Regions from separate parts of the Homo sapiens genome. Here region 1 is linked to region 2. A link is a contact called in ENCODE Hi-C or POLR2A ChIA-PET data. All regions are on one chromosome and are shown on one strand. Each heading gives the region's core, a stretch centred on a gene start or an enhancer-like site at or near the end of the contact. The rest is flanking DNA. Distances are from core to core; before and after follow the strand shown.

Region 1 (3,200 bases), core at 690-3,189, 140 kb before region 2:
TAGGTGATGAAACTGCAGCCTAAAGAGGCTAAGTAATTCATTCCAAGAGCGTTCTACTGAGAACTTGCGAGCACCCAGAAATTCCAAGCTGGATGTATTCCGTACCCCGAGTCTACGTAGCGAGATCTGATAACCCCACAAAACAAGGGGCGAGGCTGCAGGACTCCAGAAAGGGCAGGCTGAGGTCAAACACACATCTGTATCTCACATCAGGCTGCCCAGAGGCACACCTTGAGATGAGAATTTGTGTGCAGGAGATTTATTTAAGGAAGAAGGAACAGAAATGAGAGAGTGAGAGAAGAAGGAAAAACAGGGAAAGGGAAGAAACCAAGCAAGGGTGGGATTTTAGGCAAAGTCCCAACCTCAGCCTGATCCCCTGGGGGACCCTGGAGCATAGATTACACCTCAGTGTTTGTCCTACCTCCAGCAAGGGAGCAGCCTTCTGTTTTCCAGCACCAGTTACTCATTGGCTGCAGGCTGCCCGGGAGGCAACAGGATTCCAGGCCCTTTCAGCTCTCTGTGCTCTTAGGTGAAGTGGATCCACAGGTTCAAGCAGTCAACGGTGAAGCAGATGTTACTGCATGCACAGATGGGCCAGAGGGATCTGAGGGGATCTGAGCAGAGCCTTGTTGGTGTCCCCTGCAATCTATTTAAATCCTGAGGTGTTTATCTAGCTGTGTGGCGTTGGGCGAGTTTCTTAACCTCTCTGAGTCTCAGGATCTGCACCTGTGAAATAGGAATAATGATTCCTATTCCTTTCAGAGTTAGCATGAGAATTCAATTAGATAAAATGAGGATGTGTGATTTAAAATTGGCATCAATACTCCATGATGCAGCATTGCCCAAATGGCCATAAAATTCCCCAAAAAGATAGAGGAAAAGACCAAAAAAATGATTATAATTTTTTATAATCAGCCCCCATCCTTCCCCATCAATGAGGAGGCCATTTTGAACTATCCCTTTGAGCTACGACCATACACGCAGAATTAGGTCTTCCCCTTAAAACCCAACCACTTTGGGCCCGAGAAAAAGCTCCCCGATAACAGTTGGGAGCCGCCCCATGCAAAGTCAGCTCCCCACACTGCACATCAAGTGCCTGGGCCTGCATCTCTATTTTGCTACTACCCAGAGGATGGAGCTTATAAAATTTCAAAGAAAGGGCCCATGTGAAAGGGGGAGAGAAGAGACGTAGGTCCAGGGTTGGTGTCTGCCAGAGTTCTCTCTAATCTAGCCCCACTGTTTTAGTTCTTTAATTAAGTGCCTCTGCTCACATTCCCCACTCACCTTCCCTAGAAACCCAACTATATTGAGCAGATATGTAAAAGCCGACAATTAAATTGTCTTATCAAATTTTCGCAGCTTATTAAGTTGTTCAATTGCATGGGAAATGATTAGTGTCTGTAAATAGAGAAAGAAAGCATCAGCCCAGGAGGCTGCAGACTGGGGCTGGAGGATCTAAAGGTAATCTCCTAGAAGGGGTGGGGGTGTGGGCTGGCCTCACTGAATTCTCGGCAGTGTCCCCCTTCTAGTCCTCAGAAAGCCCAACAGGCTTTTCATTGAACATCCAGGTAGGAAGGAGTGGCAGAGATTAACTGACTTCTCTGACGTCCCAGAGAGATCCCTGGACCTGGAGACAGGAGGCAGAATTTTCAAGTCTAAACTCCATCATTTACCAGGTGCGGGAACTCAGGAAAGCCACTGACACACCCTCAGTCTGTTTGCTTATTCCATTTGGCCAGGACTGGGGCAGAGACCTCATTCCTGGTGATGCCTGGTGCTCACTCAGTGCCTTACTGAGGGTGGCCTGGTACTCAGGAAGAAGCCTCTTGTGTAGCTGCATGTAAACAGCTTCCACCAGTGTGCTTTACAGATCAGACCCCAAGCAAGCCTCCTTCCTTCCTGTCCAGGAGGGCCTCTCATTAACAAATTCTAGAGTCTAAGCTTAAAGTCAGTGCCTGACCATCAGGAAGGCTGAAGCCCTCGTGCCCCAGCAGCATTCCTGTGGTCGCTGGTGGAATTGTTTATTCCATTTTGGATATGAAAAGAGAAAGCTTTATGTGCCTCATTTTCCAGGAATGTCTCATTTAGATTAGCTGTTTGTTGTTGGTCCAGCCACCTCCACCCCACCCCCCAAAAAACTACAAATTACATAGATATGTGAATAAAACAGCCAAAATTTGACCGTTGGCATGGATGCTGAGCACCATCACTCACTTTGCTTAAGGATAGGGTATCTTTTAAAATCTCGTATTGGCTTCAGCTCAGTTCCCTGAAAATATAGAGGAGCTACAGAACCCCCTAGGGCTCTAGGAGTGGGACTAAGCAGGAAACTGGGGAAAGGACTTTGAAGGGATCCCTTTTTTTCTCTTGGATCAAGACATCCATGTTGGATAAAATCTGAAATAAAAAAAAATAAAAATAAAATAAAATAAAAAAAACAGAGAGTTTAGAAGTAGCCTGGGCCCAGCCAGGCAGAGAGGCTGTGGCCAGGGCTGGACTACTGAACACGTGGTCTGATGGCTTAAGACAGGAGCAAAGCAGAAACTCCCAGAACAAATTTGCCATGCACAGTGCAAATGAGTAGAGAGTTGGGGTCGGCCTCTGTCCAACCTACATCCACATCCCTTGAAGCAGCACCTATCCCATGACTCATCAACAATTATCCCATGATTCATCAACTGTTGAAGGGGTCACGGTGCATCAGCCCCAAGAAGAACTATAACAACATACAGTTTTGCACAGATTTCTTCATAACTTTAGGGCACTGTCACATTCACCTGCCTGGTGACCCTCTTAATGTCCCTGAAAGGGGCAGGGCAGCTCTCACCACCCCTATTTGTTCTCATTGGAAACTTCCAAGCTTAGAACTTCAACCATTGCATAATCCATTGCGTAGAGTTGAAGTCAGGTTTACTTGACTTGTTCAAGTTTGCAAAACAACCTCTAAGTAGCCTGGGAGTAGAACTCAAGGTTTCTAACTGAATACACTCTTTCATACCATTTCAAAACACTTTGGGAAAAGACCCATAATAAAGTCACAGGCCACCAAAAATCCATTATGCCCCAGTCGGAAACTCAAGACCCTGGGCACAGGCATCCCAGAGAAAAGTGAAGAGAGGATGTTTTCCTTTCTTCTTGAGGTCAGCTGCTGAGTTCTTCCTGTACATAAAGACTCCTTTTCTCAGTTTTTCACGACATGA
Region 2 (3,381 bases), core at 113-2,612:
GTGGGATCCTAATAACCAACATTTATTGAGCATGTGCCATGTGCCAGGCCCTGTGCAGAATGTTTATGTCCTTGAATGCTCACAATGACCTCAAGAAATACATAGTATTAATATTTTTAATGAGGAAACAGAAGCACAGAAGGGTTAGGTAATTTGCTCAGGGTCACCAGCCAGGAAGAGAAGGACCCAAGTTCAAGCTCAGGTAGTGCTCCCAGAGACATCCTCTTCACCACTCAGCTAGAGATAGATCAACCTCATATTGTGATATTGAACAGTCTCTAAGATACATTTTTAAAATATATTTTAAGTCAAAAGCAAGGTATAGAGCAGCCTGTCTACGGTGCTATATTTTCTAAAGGAGACATATGGCCTGACACGTTTTTCTCTGCACAGAGTATCTGGAAAGCTATGTAGGAAGCTTGTACCAATTGCTGCCTGCAGGAAGAGGAACTGGGAGGCTGGGGTCAAGGAGGCAGAGAGATGCAGCACTTTTAGACCCTTTCCATATTTTATCCCTGCCTTTAAAAGGATGAATGTGTAGCGTCCCTTTCAGAAAGAAATGATTTTCACTCCTTGGTCAGTTTCATGGAGACATGGTGTTAGCTGGTATTTCCAGAGGGTACTCCCTGCTCAGGACTCGGGTTACGGGGAGGCCCGAATTTCTGTGTGATCTGTCACCCTCCAGTTGGAAATGACCCTCTCATTGTTGACAGCACACTAGAACAAGTTTGTCCAACTTGCGGCCTGCGGCCCAAGGTGAGTTCAGGGTTCCAACAATCAAGTCAAAGATGCCTGGAGGGAGGGAGGGAGGGAGGGAGGGGGCTGGGGGCAGCAGGATAGACCCTGCACTGCACAGGAAAGCAGGTCCCCTCTGCGGAGGGGAGACCCGGAATCAAACCAAGAGTCCTCTGCTGAACCAGCAGTTAGAGAGAGGGAGGGAGGGGAGACAGGGAGGGAGGGAGAGAAGAGGAAGGGAGGGAGACAGGGAAGCAGGGGGAGGGAGAGCCCCAGGAAGAACGGAAAGCAGGAAGGAGGGAGGGAGGGAAGAAGAGAGACGAGGAGGGAGGGGAGGGAGAGAGAGAGGGAGGGGGGAGGTAAGGCCCCAGGAAGGAGGGAGGGAGGGAGAAAGGAAGAAAAGAAGGAAGGGAGGACGGGAGGGAGGGAGGGAGAAGCAGAGGAGAGGGAAACGAAGAGAGAAAGGAGAGGGTGGAAGAAAGGAAAAATGGAGGGAGAGGAAGGGGAGAAAATGAAGGAGGGAGGGAGGAAAGCAGCCTTCTCTGGTGCTGAGATCAGAGGGATCTCAGCCGGGATCTGGCTGAGTGCGGCACCGAGTTCAGGGCCCAGTGACTGAGAAGAGAAACCTGAAGGCCTCGAGCTGAGGAGCTGCCACGCGGGCGGCAGGCGGTGCCACTTTGCAGAAGCGCAAACTGAGGCCAGAGGGGCAGCGGATCTCAGCTGGGTCCCCACGCTCGGCAGGAGACCGGGTGCTCCCCGCGGGGCCTGTGAGCGGGCCGCCAGGGCTGGGCTGGGGGTGGCAGCGCCGAACCGGGAGCGCAGCGCAGGGTCCGGGTTCGCTGGGAGGCCGGCGGCGGCCGCGTGGCCACAGCGCCCCCTGGCGGCTACGGGAGTCCTGCACGCAGCGGCCGCGTCTCCACGCCTTCCTGGAGCAGAAGGTTGCCTGCCCGCTGCGTGGCCCCCGGGTTCCCAGACAGCCCGCCCCGTCCCTAGCGCTCCGAAATGGCTGCCACCTGGCGTCTGGCCTGGGCAAACGAGGTATCCCATCTGTATGTATTTAAAAGCGGACAGCAGGGTGCCCGCTGCTGTCACCCCACCGCCTAAAGAGGATAGACACTTATCTTCCCCTAAATGTGTAATTAGCAATTCCAGTGTGACCCCTCTCCTCATCGGACTTTAGTTCAAACTCAGGCAGCGGAAGCCATGTCCTTTTTCTGTGTGAAATTTAGGATTCCAAAAGGACAGCCCCTGCCGTCTGCACTGCCCACCCTAGTAACAGCTCACACCTTCCCATCCTGGCTTCCCTGGATCTAAGCACTTCTCAGGCGTTAGTCCTCACCTCAGACCGATTATTATCCCCTCCTGGGCGAGGTAACTGAGACACAGAGAGAGATTAAGGAACTCACCCAAAACCACACAGGTAGAGGGGAAGCTAGGATTTTAACCCAGGCAGCCTTGATTGCAAAAGAGAAAAGGGGAGAAAAGGAATGAGAGGGGGCAGAAAGAGAAAATTTACTTCTAAGACAAGGCAGTGCTGGAGCGCGTCTGCCTCCATTTTGTGTGAGGGGTCTAGGAAGCCTTATTAGAAGTCTCCCAGCTCCTTTCCAGAGCCTGGCATCAGGATGAGGCAGTGAGGCGGGGAGCCCCAGACTGGGCTCACACACAGGGAGCTGCCCAGGCCAAGGTTTGGGCAGCTGAATGGAGGGAGAGGAGTTCTGCCCGCCCCACCCCATCCCATGCACCCAGGCCTCTCTATCTCTGCTGGCCTGGGGATGGGTCCACCAGGGTAGAGGTAAGCAGGTTTTGGAGAAGAATGCATCATGGAGCTTATGCCTGTCTAGGTGACTTCTCCAAGCCTCAGAAGATGCCCGTGGCACAGTGACTCACTGTGGCTTCAGATTCAGCTCTGGCCCTCCCTTCTCTCGAGCCCCACCCTTGGAAGAAATGCAAGGACAGAAACTTCACTGAACTCCTGATTTTTGTGCCTGGCCCCAAAGACAAGGGGGCTAGGGTCTGTGCATTCCAGAGACTTCCTCTTAGCTGAGATCTGAAATCCCCAAGTTTTCCAGTCAAGCTGTTGTAAACCCGTCCAGATCTCTGCGCACCTCCTCCCGGTGGCCTGCAGACTGCAGAGCTGAGCCCAGAGGCCCAGTTCAGTGGGCAGGCTACAGGGGAGGGAGGGGAACCAGAGCCAGAAGGAGAGGGGCGTCTCTGAGACTGGGCTCCCACATTCACCTGGAATCATCTTTGAAGTGGAAAGATTAACACGGGATTCAGTTTCCCCTTTGTGAATGAGTGGTGTTGGAAACTACACAGAGATTCCTCTGTGCCGGTCAGGCCCTGCAACCCCAGGACCAAGAGAGGGATGAATCTTGATAAAACCTTGGGATGGAGAAAGGCAAGAAGGGTGCCATTCACACACACCCCATCAGTCTCATTGTTCCCTGCCATTACCACTACCCTGGAGAAGGACACCAAACAGCTGCTTATTAAAACACATTACCTGAGGCCAGGCTTGGTGACTCACATGTCCAATCCATGACAGGCAGGTTGCTTGAGGCCAGGAGTTCGAGACCAGCCTGGCCAACACGGCAAAACCTCATCTCTACTAAAAATACAAAAATTAGCCGGACGTGGTGGTGCATG

Evidence for each region. A loop is a pair of places that touch in the nucleus more often than their neighbours do. ChIA-PET counts read pairs that join two places held with the same protein, here RNA polymerase II (POLR2A). Pooled maps may share reads with other maps.
Region 1: a loop to region 2 is called in a map of IMR-90, with 4 times the contacts of the local background. The contact joins two enhancer-like sites. A Hi-C loop is called at or near these places in 3 of 168 maps with a recorded cell type or tissue (HAP-1, IMR-90 and astrocyte of the cerebellum) and 3 of 50 pooled maps. POLR2A ChIA-PET finds 5 or more read pairs at or near these places in 1 of 52 experiments (GM12878).

The regions. Positions count from the first base shown.
Region 1 is chr16:66,128,717-66,131,916 of GRCh38, forward strand. No RefSeq gene overlaps it. Among named protein-coding and RNA genes, the nearest start is that of CDH5, 240 kb to the right of the region's middle. Within about 2 kb of position 1,940, at least 2 of the 41 ENCODE cell types and tissues checked have a DNase peak (open chromatin) inside an H3K27ac peak, as active enhancers do.
Region 2 is chr16:66,268,994-66,272,374 of GRCh38, forward strand. No RefSeq gene overlaps it. Among named protein-coding and RNA genes, the nearest start is that of CDH5, 96 kb to the right of the region's middle. Within about 2 kb of position 1,363, at least 11 of the 41 ENCODE cell types and tissues checked have a DNase peak (open chromatin) inside an H3K27ac peak, as active enhancers do.